Regions from separate parts of the Homo sapiens genome. Here region 1 is linked to region 2. Evidence: chromatin contacts called from ENCODE Hi-C or POLR2A ChIA-PET data. All regions are on one chromosome and are shown on one strand. Each heading gives the region's core, a stretch centred on a gene start or an enhancer-like site at or near the end of the contact. The rest is flanking DNA. Distances are from core to core; before and after follow the strand shown.

Region 1 (6,097 bases), core at 2,999-5,498, 310 kb after region 2:
TCCCATTTTTTCCTGCTATTACAAATGATGTTGAGTGAAAAGTCTGTACTCTGTTCCTTGTTGACATACGAGAAAGCTTCTAGAAAGTTCTAGAATTACCTAGAACCGCAGCTATGTACAGCTTCTGCCCTTACTGAATCCTGCCAAATGGACGCCAATGTATGAAAGCTCTACAGTTTTTGCACGGGCAAATTCATTTGCCTTTTCCTGCATGGTTTCTAGGTTTGGGGACATGCTTTGAAAGCCTTTCTCCATTTAAATCTTTGACCTGTCTGGAAATGATTGTGGCTGAAGGAGGAAAGTGTCTATCTAGCTGTTTCAATGCCATTTATTGACACAGATCACTGAATAATAATGAGTTTTAAAAGCGATGTTTTCCAGATTTAAAAAAATTTCTTGGAGTTATGCCAATCTGTCAACAGCTATTATTTCCAGGTAGTGGGATAATAGATGTTACCTACTACATTTAAACATTTTCAACAATAAATATGTTTTGTGTCATGAAAGAATAATAGTTAGACAAAGTAATGTGGTAAGTGCTTTGACCCTGGTAAGATCAGCACAAATTACATAAACACTTGGAGGGGGGCACCTGACTCAACTGGAGGCTGGGGAGAGGACTGGTTGGGTGGGGGCTGTTTCCTCACCGTGAAGCAGGGTGGGGCTTGTTGAGGGCACAGCAGCCACTCGGCTGTTTGCCTCCAGATAGGGACACTCCCCACCACAAGCACTGTGTCAGCAACCATGATCAGATAGTCATTGCCTGTCTCACTGGGCAGAGCTGTGAGTGGCTGAGTTTCCATACAGGACAATCAGCTCTGTCATACTTGAGCAATGGCCCAGGGGAAATGGGTCTTTGTGTAATGGCAGCGGATGGTGACCTCACACCTCACACTGGAAACACACAGTGGAGCCAGCTGATCAGGTCGAGGTAACCCAAGAGGACATGCAGCCCTGGACGCCACGAGAAATCCTGTTGTCTGTCAGTTGAGTGCCAGGGAGGTGGATCAAAGGTGCACCGGCCCAGAAATGGCCTCCAGCAACAGGTGCTTAGATGTTCTGTTCTAGGGGTGCCAGCGAGATGGTACAGTCATTGTTTACCACTGCCTTTTCCCATGAAAACAACGAACAACTCCATGGGGACAGGAATTTGACTTTTATTCTTTCCCATATTCCCAGTGCCTGACAGATGGAAGGTACCTAATAGATATTTGTAGAATGGCTGAATGAGGGTGCAAGACACCATAATGCCTTCCAATTATCTTTCTTTTGCCTTGCTATTTTCATTTTAAAGTGGCAGATGGATGGGGACACAGTAGGAATTATCTAGATTATGGCCATCAGCCACTTTCAATAATCTTTTGGTTCTTGTTCTAATTCATTAAATTGCTGTGCAGCCAACTTGAATTACACAGCAAGACACAGCAAAGAGAATCAGAAGCCAATTCTTCTAACACGTATCTCTTCTTAAACAAGGAAATTCCACACAGCACCATTTCTTAGGCAAGGCAGATAACCCCTACATATTTGGTTTTTCTTTAAATGATCTTTGCTTCTAAAGACTATTGATTGTAAAAACAGGAAGCAAAAGACAAGGTGATCTGCAAGGGATTAAAAGCTGACAGTCATTTATGGACTCGGTCAATAAGGACTGAATGCCTACTGTGTGCCAGGTACCAAGCTAGGTGACAGGGACACCACAGTGAACAAGACATGATCTGTCTTCGATGACATGCAGCCTTAAGCCAGTATTTAGCATTTACTGTATACTCAGGGTTTTTCATGTCTTAACTCATTTAGTCCTCACAGCCCCACTCTCTATTATTGGTACAATCTTGAGCAAATTACTTAATCACATCAAAGGTTCCAGAGCCTGTATCCTTAACCTTTATATGTTTTTCTTTTTTGAGCAGGTGGTACAAACAGCAAGCAATGATAAAGCAGTGTAATCAGTGCCACCAATGATCATTCCAGATTACAGGGTGCATGCAGAAGACACAGCTAATCCAGGCTTGGGAATGGTCAGAAATTTACTGAGGGAGTGATGTCAAGGCTGAACAGAAGAACGAATACATTAGCTCAGAGGAATGAGGAGGAGGAAGAGGGTTCTAGAGAGAGGGACTATCACGCACAAAGACCAGGAGAGAAAGCAAGAGCACACAGTGACTTTGTCCCATTAGAGCACTGCTATAGAGAGCCAGAGGGAAGCATGCTCATCTTCTAGGACATACAAAGCGAGTGCTGGCTTGAGCCCTTTTGGCTGAAAGAGGGAAAAGGTAGTTTCTCTTCAGAGGCCTGGAGGTGCATTTCTATCCCAGATGAGTAGAGAAGCGAGGGCAAGGGGCCTGGAACTAGGGAGAGAGACCCAGTGTGTGCTGAACAAGATAAGGCACCAGTGCCTGGCTGTGGCTGCCAGGGACTCCTCCCCAATTTGGCCAGCAGCAGCCAGGGAGTCCTTATGGAAATTATGCTGAATTAATTTTTTTAAATTTTCTTTAAAAAAACCAAAAGAGGATTGTCTAACACCAATGCTATAAAACTCTTTGGAACCAGGAGTCTTTCAACGTTGATATCAGGATAGTCTGTTGAATCTAGCCTCAGTTGTAACGTGACTGAGAAAGAGACATTACTTGTATAGAATATGCAAGAATGTAAATTGCCTAACATACAGTAGCAGTTCATTAAAAGAACTACTTTTTAGTAGGGAGGTAAGGAAAGTAGGGGGAAGGAGGTGAAGGAAGGAAGGAAGACCATAGGGAGCCAGGTCTGTCCTGCATTGTGGAGGTTTCACTTCTTAGGACTCCAGGTGTCCCAGAGTCATTTGATCTGTCAGCAGTTCTCAGCGGGTGCACTGAAATCTCTGGGGCCATTTTTGGTTATCATACTGATCAGGAGTATTACTGATATGAGCATGCACGGGCCACTGTGCAGAGTGGGATTCTTAACAAGAATTGCTTCACATTACAAACATCCTGCTGGACATTCATGAAGGTGGAAAAAACTATTTATGATTATCTGAGCCTAGACTGTAACTTGGTTTTACATATCAAACAAATACTTTTCTGCATATTAATATACTTACATTTCCCAGGATCACAACTGAGTAAATAAAAAAGTTCTCCAGGCTGGGCAACAGACTGAGACCCTGTCCAAAAAAAAAAAAAGATTCTAATTGTTTGTTTGAAATTTTTACCAAGAGTTGCTTACCACTTTCAGAAAAATCATGACTGACAGCAGTCAGCCATGGTATCTGAGTTGTCAAGACAACACAACTGTATCAGTACGCATTTGGAGCTGTCATATTCAAGGTGATTCTATGTATAGGTACAAGCATCTAACTACTTCATTATTTCTTTTATGTAGCTATGCCTGAGAATTTACTTTTTATTTTTTTTTAGACAGGGTCTCACTCTGTCACCCAGGCTGGAGTGCAGTGGAATGATCATGGCTCACTGCAGCCTCAACCTCCATGGCTTAAGCAATCTTCCTGCCTCAGCCTCCTCAGTAGCTGGGACTACAGGTGTGTGCCACCATGCCCAGATAACTTTTTATTTTTTCATTTTTTTTTTTTTTTTTGAGACGGAGTCTCCCTCTGTTGCCCAGGCTGGAGTGCAGTGGCATGATCTCAGCTTACTGCAAGATCCACCTCCCAGGTTCAAGCAATTTTCCCGCCTCAGCCTCCTGAGTAGCTGGGACCCAGGTGGGTGCCACCACAGCTGACTAATTTTTCTATCTTGTACTAATTTCGTATTTTTAGTAGAGATGGGGTTTCACCATGTTGGCCAGGATGGCGAGTGATCCACTTGCCTCAGCCTCCCAAAGTGCTGTGATTACAGGTGTAAGCCACTGCGCCCCGCCCCAGTTAACGTTTTAAAAATTTTCTGTAGAGACGGGTTTCTCCATGTTGGCCAGGCTCATCCTAAACTCCTGACCTCAAGTGTTCTGCCCGCCTCAGCCTCCCAAAGTGCCGGGATTACAGGTGCGAGCCACCATGCCCAGCCAGCACTTATATATGGAAATGTATTCGTATTTTTCCTTTGTCATTTATATTGGATCATTATATTTTCTTTGAAATTGTGTGAATTATCTATGAATTTCACCTCAGCATTATAAAAGAGGTATTATAAAATATTAGTTATGCAAAGGGTAATAGATCTGACAAGAGTTTAGAACCACTGGTTTTTGTTAAGAATCTAGGCTGGGTCTGTGGTTTTACACCTTCTTCTTTTCTGCTGCAACTGACACTCAAATGGTGGTGGCAGTTTCTATTTTTAGTTGCAAACTGAAGGTTACTTCCTTATTTAACTTATAATAACTTCTAAACAAAGCACCTTCCTTAAATTGAACTACTCAAATAACTCTGCAATATAACATTATCCCACTGGCTATGCGTACTTAGACCACAGCCTATGGCTTCAATAATGGGTTTTCCAGAAACTGCCTCAGGACCATTTGTCCTCAGAAGCTCTCTCCCCAGTTGGCTTTAGAGACACACACTGTTCCCAGATGCAGAAGGCTGCAAACTCCCCCTAACAAGACAGCCTCGATGCCCCCTGTCAACTCGTGAGATGCAGACTAACCAGTATCTTGAGTGTCGACAACACACCAGGCACATTGAGATTTGTTATTTCCTTACTGGTCTAAGAAAATCTTGTAGTCATACCCCCAGTTTAATTACCAGATTTTCTGCCTGTGGATAATGGCAAAGAACTTCTGAACAAAGGATAACTTAATTTACTCAACCTACTGTTTTTTTTTAAGAAATGAAATGACCTTTATTCAGTACCAAACATATTTCCCCTAAAAATATGTATTTGAGTCTAAAAAGGCCTTTCCAATTTGTACTTTTCCTCCAAGATGCCAAGCTACTTTTTTTTTTTTTTTTTAAACAGAGTTCCACTCTTGTTGCCCAGGCTGGAGTGCTGCGGTGTCATCTTGGCTCACTGCAACCTCCGCCTCCCAGGTTCAAGCGATTCTCCTGCCTCAGCCTCCCAAGTAGCTGGGATTACAGGTGCCCACCACCAAGCCCGGCTAATTTTTTGTATTTTTAGTAGAGACAGGGTTTTGCCATGTTGGCCAGGCTGGTTTTGAACTCCTGACCTCAGGTGATCCGCCCACCTCGGCCTCCCAAAGTGCTGGGATTACAGGCATGAGCCACCGTGCCCGGCCACCAAACTACTTCTTTAAGTTACAACAGGCCAGTGGGTGTTAACTCTTTTTTCAAGAAAAGAGGCTTTGGTGTTCTGCAAGATTAGGAGGGATGAAGTGTTAGATTCATGGTTTTCAACCAGGGATGATTTTGTTCCCCAGAAGCCATTTGGCAACAACATCTGGAGACATCTCTGGCTATCCCAACTGGGGGAAGGGAGCATGAGTGCTACTGGCATTAGTGGGTAGAGGCCAGGGATGCTGCCTAACACCCTACACTGCACAGGACAGCTTCCACAACAAATAATTATCTGGTCTGAGATGCCAATAGTGCCAAAATTGAAAAATCCTGCTTAAGATCCTTAAAATACACCCTTCTACTGAAGAAGAAACAACCAAACCCTCCCAGCTGGGTGGAGAATGCCGCTACAAAGTACTGGTGCGGCTTTGCTTGCCAGAGGCCTAACAGCTGGGTGCAATTTCTTTCCAGCAACTGTTCTCCTGCCTTGAAAGGCTGGGCTCTAGCCCTGGCAAAACTGAAATTTGAGAATGGTTCCCCAGGTCACATAGACTTTTAAACACCTTTCTCATTAAAAAACAAAACAAAGAAAGAAAAGGTTTCTTCTGATCACAAAACAAAACTCTCAGTGTAAAAAAAGGTACACATTACAGAAATAGCATAAAAATTAAAGGGCACAATCCCACTGCCTAGAGATGGTTGCTAACAGTTCAATGTATATTCATTTCCTAGCCAGGCATTACCTATCAACAAAAAAGGGGGCTAGGATACTACAGTTTGCCACTGACTTTTTCTCCTTCACAATGTATGTTGCACATCTATCCATGCCTAGCTGGATGGTATTCCACTGCACAGATGACCATCTTATTCAATCAAGTCCTTATTCATAGATATGTGGGTTACTTCCAGTATTTTGCTGTACAAAGAATG
Region 2 (5,794 bases), core at 2,979-5,478:
CTCATTTCTTTTTACTTATTAAATGTAGCTACTAGAAAACTTAAAATCATATATGTGGTTCACTTATTTTTATTAGACAGCACTGATGTAAGGCTCCTGAAGTCCACCTCTATTATCTTAGCAGCTCATTGTGGTCTTAGCCATTCTTTCCCTTTCCAGTAACTTAGATTTAGAAGTTAGAATAGAAGGTAGATTTAGGAGGTAGAACAGAAAGTTTTGAACTCTGTGGCCACCCTTCAAGTCAAAAGAATTAAATGCCCAGGAAGACAACAAGTCATAATGCGGCCGGGCATGGTGGCTCACACCTGTAATCCCAGCACTTTGGGAGGCTGAGGAGGGCAGATCACGAGGTCAGCAGTTTAAGACCAGCCTGGCCAATATGGTGAAACCCCGTCTCTACTAAAAATATAAAAATTAGCTGGGCATGGTGGCACGCACCTGTAGTCCCAGCTACTCGGGAGGGTGAGGCAGGAGAATTGCTTGAACCCAGGAGGCAGAGGTTGCAGTGAGCCGAGATCTGCACTCCAGCCTGGGCGACAGAGCAAGACTCTGTCTCAAAAAAAAAAAAGAAAAAAAAAGTCCTAATGCAATTCTTCATCTCATTTGGATTGATTCTACAATATTGGAGGGGAAAAGGGAAAGGGGGCGGAAGAGTAATCTTCATATTAGTGTCTGCAGAGACAGAATGTGTGTGTATGAAGGATCAAAGAGGACTATGAGAATTGTTTTGGGGAGGAAACACACACACACATGAGGAAATAGGACAAAGAGTGTGTTGTATTCCATCTCCACCCCTCTCCGCCTCTCTAGGTTTTGATCTACTTTATTTTGGCTATACCCATTTGTCTCTCTTTTTCTCAGTGTACCAATTTACACACTTCCCCTGATGGAATGTGGCTCTTGAAAAGAGAAGAGGCCAGGTGCTGTGGCTCACGCCTGTAATCCCAACACTTTGGGAGGCTGAGGCAGGCGGATCACCTGAGGTCAGGAGTTTGAGACCAGCCTGGCCGACATGGTGAAACCCTGTTTCTACTAAAAATACAAAATTAGCCAGGCGTGGTGGCGCATGCCTGTGATCCCAGCTACTCAGGAGGCTGAGGCAGGATAATTGCTTGAACCCAGAAGGCAGAGGTTGTGGTGAGCCGAGATGGGGCCATGGCACTCCAGCCTGGGCAACAAGAGCAAAACTTCGTCTCAAAAAAAAAAAAAAAAAAAAAAAAAAAAAAAAGCGAGAGAGAGAGAAGAAAGACTAATGGGAGATAAGGATGCAGGCCGGTGTAATAGGTGATAAGGATGCGGCAGCCTAGAAAGATGTTTAACTAAATCGAAAAAGACCTTAGGGATCACTCTGGTCCACCTTCTACCCCAATCCATAACTCTCTTATATGTGGAATAAATGCTGCTGATATTGTTAAAACATTAATATTTATCTAAAATACCAAATATTTACTGAGAAATGGGGGAAAGCCTCTGAAAATATGTTTTTCAACAGGGAAAAAACATGAAGAAAAAACATGATGGCATTGTTTATGAAACTAAAGAAGTTCTCAATCCATCTCCCAAAGTAACACATTGTTGCAAATCACTGTGGTTAAAATACAGTTTTCAGAAGGCATACATGACCCAACTTGTCAGCTCCCAGCCAGTTCCAGCCATGTCAAGGAACCCAGGTAAGATATTTGGATTAAACTAAGATAAATAGTTTACTTAGCATGTGTTTTTCTTGCTATTAAGACCATAAAATTGGACATTAAATATATATATATATATATATATATTTTTTGTTTTTGTTTTTTGAGACAGAGTCTCGCTCTGTCACCCAGGCTGAAGTGCAGTGGTGCCATCTCAGCTCTCTGCAACTTCTGGCTCCTGGGTTTAAGCGATTCTCCTGCCTCAGCCTCCCGAGTAGCTGGGATTGCAGGCGCCCACCACCACGCTGGGCTAATTTTTTAAATATTTTTAGTAGAGAGGGGGTTTCACCATGTTGGCCAGGCTGGTCTCGAACCCCTGACCTCAACTGATCCCCCCTCATAGGCCTCCCAAAGTGCTAGATTTACAGGCGTGAGCCACCGTGCCCAACCCACATTAAATATATTATTTAAATATGAACTATAAGAAAATCTATTCATCCCAGTTCTTAGGTGGCAAAAATCTAAAAGTGACTTTGCTTCATGGTACTAAATCTCTTTAGTTTCCATTAGCCCTGAATCATTGCTGTGACGACCAATTAAGGTAATCCCAAATGGGCTAAAATAGATCAAATTTATCTTTTAATAAAAATTAGTCTTTAAATTGGACCTGACAGTGTCAGTATTGTTAAGGTAGGGAACATTCAGATTAGATTTCTTCTCGATTTTGCCACTAGAGGAGAGAACATGAAGGAAAGATACATTTGGAATTTTGCTTTGCAAAAATGTGTGATTCCTAAATGCCCCAGAATGCTGGAAAATTAAAGTTTTATGTTTTGAAGAGCATTAAAGGACAGTGTTAGGTAAATTTATGAGGTTTTAGGCTTTTAGATAAAAAATATGCTAGATACCTGAGAGGGATTATGAACATTAACTTCAACCTAATATCTAATTTTAAAAGAATTACATGCCACTTGAGAAAGGGAAATTTCAAGCATCCTGATAGTTGCTTGCCACCACACCAGATTTTTTTTTTGAGATAGAGTCTCACTTTGTCGCCCAGGTTGGAGTGCAGTGGTACAGTCTCGGTTCACTGCATGCCCGGCTAATTTTTGTATTTTTAGTAGAGCCGGGGGTTTCACCGTGTTGGCCAGGCTGGACTCCTGACCTCAAGTCATCCGCCCGCCTCGGCCTCCCAAAGTACTGGGATTACAGGTGTGAGCCACCGCGACCGGCCTGGTATCCATTTTTTAGAAAGCACTGAATTGACTGAAATTTTGAATCTTCATCTGTTTTTGTATTTGTTTTTGTTTTTTTGAGACGGAGTCTCGCACTGTCACCCAGGCTGGAGTGCAGTGGCGCGATCTCGGCTCACTGTAGCTCCGCCTCCCAGGTTCACGCCATTCTCCTGCCTCAGCCTCCCGAGTAGCTGGGACTACAGGCGCCCGCCACCACGCCCGGCTCATTTTTGTATTTTTAGTAGAGACGGGGTTTCACCGTGTTAGCCAGGATGGTCTTGATCTCCTGACCTCGTGATCTGCCCGCCTCGGTCTCCCAAAGTGCTGGGATTACAGGCGTGAGCCACCGCGCTCCGCCTGAATCTTCATTTGTTAATTCCGTTGTCAACAACAATTATTCCCCAAAGTCTGAGATTGTGTCACCTATGAACACCTTCTAGGAACTTGTAATTTTTTTTAAGAGACGTAATTCACTTAACATAAAGTTCACCCTTTTAAAGTGTACGGACAGAGGGTTTTAGTATACTCACAACGTTGTGCAATCGTCGCCACTATTCTAAGATTTTATGTTTTATTGTAAACTCTTTCCAGTATGTTTTCACACTCTACCTCCTGATCCTCAGATTCCTTGTGAAGCTGATCGCTGTCTTCCGAGGCGTTCTGTGGGCGTTGCTACTTTTGCCTCAAATGCTTTCCTAATTACAGTTTCACTTCAAAAGAAGAGGCAGGTGAAGTTACTAACGCTGCTGCCCTTGATTTAGAGTTAACAACCCACTAGCTAACGTACATGCTTGTTTTCATGCCTAGAACTCCCGTTTTACCATACGCGAGTTATATGTCAAATCTCATTAGTGACTGGTAGTCTGGTGGGCCACCAATGTGCTTTCAACGCCTGCCAAACAATTAGAAACCAGGGATCTTCCAATAAAGTGCTGTCTCCCATGTCCTCCCACTTCTGGCCCAGGACACCTGGGTTGCCTTTCTGTTCAGGCAGCAGCGCGTTTCTCCCCTTCATCTTTATGATACCACTGAAGAAATGAGGGATGTGCGGAATGAGGGGGCGGTGTGAGGGGGCACGAACTTGTTATTACGGCGTCGAGAACGCCAGATAGAGTAACCAAAGACTGATAGAATAAATAACGCTGGTGTGTGTAATTCGGGAACCCGGCCTCCCTAACTCCCGCTCCCGCCAGGAGCCCGAGGCGAGCTACGCGCGCGCCGCCGCCGGCCGCGTCGCCATGTGCGCTCCCCATTGGCCACAGCTGGCCCACGTGACCTCTATCGCCTAACCTGCTCGTCCGCGCGCGCGCTTTTTCCACCACAGAAAGCCTAGGGCGGGAGCGGGGTTCTCACTGGTTGCGCGGGTCGCGCGCCCAGCTAAAGTGCGCGAGGTGGTTCCGAGGACCTGGCGGCGCTCTCTGGCGGGGAGCCTGAGAAAATGCCTAAGTACTGTCCAGAGGAAAACTCTTACTGAGGAAGCAGGAGATTGAGGAGGTCCACCTCTCCCCTCAGTGGCTTCTGTCCGGGGCTGTGACACAGACAGACTGAAAATGGAAACCACAAGGCAGGAATGTGACTCGCTGAAGCCAAGATTTATCTCTTTGGGGGCGCTCTACACATACAAACATAACTCTTCGGGGGAAAATACATAATTTTTGTATGGGGAATTCAAAGCCACATTTTCTTAGAAGAGTTGAGGGTCGTGGGAAGTCCAGAGCAACCATCCTGATACACATCATTTAAGGGAAATTAGAAACTCCTGGGGAAACAAAGATGAGTAAAAGCAAAAGGAGGCCCTGCCCACCATTGCTGTGCGGGAATGGAGTGATTTGACAAGGGGCAGAAGTGTAATAATTACTGATGGGAAAGGGCTAAATAAATAAATGCGTGTGCATGTGTGTGTAAGTAGTATAAATGGGAAATATAATTGTAGAATTCAATAGAGAGTACAGTTTAGCTTATTTTTCTCTTTAAGAGTGCTTGGAAGCTTTGCTTTTGCTTTTTTTAATTTTTTGCCTCGATGGCTCACCAACCCTTCCTCCTCTAGATATACATTTTCTTTTTTAATTCGTTCATTCATTCCAGAAATTCTAGAACCTACTATATTCCAGGCACTGTGCTAGGTACTGAGATGACAGTGATAAATAAAAACAGTACCAGTTCCTTCAGTCATGGAGCGTATGGTCTGGTAAAGGAAGCAGACAGTAGTTAATTGCACATATCAATGTTAAATATAATGTGATAAGTGCTAAGGAGAGGTCTAGATGTCATAATGGGGGATTTGACCTAGCAGGGAGATCAGAGAAGGCTTCCCTCAAGATGCAACCCCTGACATGAGACCTGAAGGGGTTAAGGGGGATGGAGGTTGCAGACAGAGGGAGCAGCTTGTGCAAGGGAGAACTGGGAGCCTCTCCCCTTCCAATTACTGCCCATCTCACCCATTTCCACTATACATACATTAATCTTGCCCCTTAGTTCTCAGGAGACATTTGTTCTCTTAATTCCAAGTTCTTAGGGAGTGCCTGGTTGTAACCTACAATGATTGTTAAAGACAGTGTTATTCAATAGGTAAGTATACATATCTAATATACATATCAATATACATTTAATATACAATACATATTAATATACAGTCTAATATGCATTATCTCTGTTGTTTTGTATAAGAAAAATATACAATGACTGTAACAAATCGTAGGATATGATATATCTCAATAGAACTAAAAGTGCTGTAGACAAAGTAGTGAGAGATCACATGATTTTGGAAGACTCAAAAAAGGCATCTTAGAGAAAGTAATTTTCAAAAATCATTGAGGTAAGATTTGGTCAGATAAAGATACAATTTAGTTAGAGCATAGGGTTCTAAAAGAAGAGTAAGGAGGTTGGACCAATCAGTTGAAATACATTCCAAGGGCTTTGAAAACCAGT

What was found. Hi-C counts contacts between places; a loop is a spot of excess contacts on that map. ChIA-PET counts read pairs that join two places held with the same protein, here RNA polymerase II (POLR2A). Pooled maps may share reads with other maps.
Region 1: a loop to region 2 is called in a pooled map, with 2.2 times the contacts of the local background. The contact joins two enhancer-like sites. A Hi-C loop is called at or near these places in 6 of 50 pooled maps. POLR2A ChIA-PET finds 5 or more read pairs at or near these places in 2 of 52 experiments (CD4-positive, alpha-beta T cell and T-cell).

What each region holds. Positions count from the first base shown.
Region 1 is chr6:36,113,407-36,119,503 of GRCh38, reverse strand. It overlaps a transcript of MAPK14 not described here. Among named protein-coding and RNA genes, the nearest start is that of MAPK13, 14 kb to the left of the region's middle. RefSeq lists an enhancer at 4,187-4,266. Within about 2 kb of position 4,248, at least 6 of the 41 ENCODE cell types and tissues checked have a DNase peak (open chromatin) inside an H3K27ac peak, as active enhancers do.
Region 2 is chr6:36,421,790-36,427,583 of GRCh38, reverse strand. PXT1 (peroxisomal testis enriched protein 1) reads left to right here. Exons shown (of 5, transcript NM_152990.4): 3 at 1,493-1,670. The coding sequence starts at 1,502. Among named protein-coding and RNA genes, the nearest start is that of PXT1, 18 kb to the left of the region's middle. Within about 2 kb of position 4,228, at least 30 of the 41 ENCODE cell types and tissues checked have a DNase peak (open chromatin) inside an H3K27ac peak, as active enhancers do.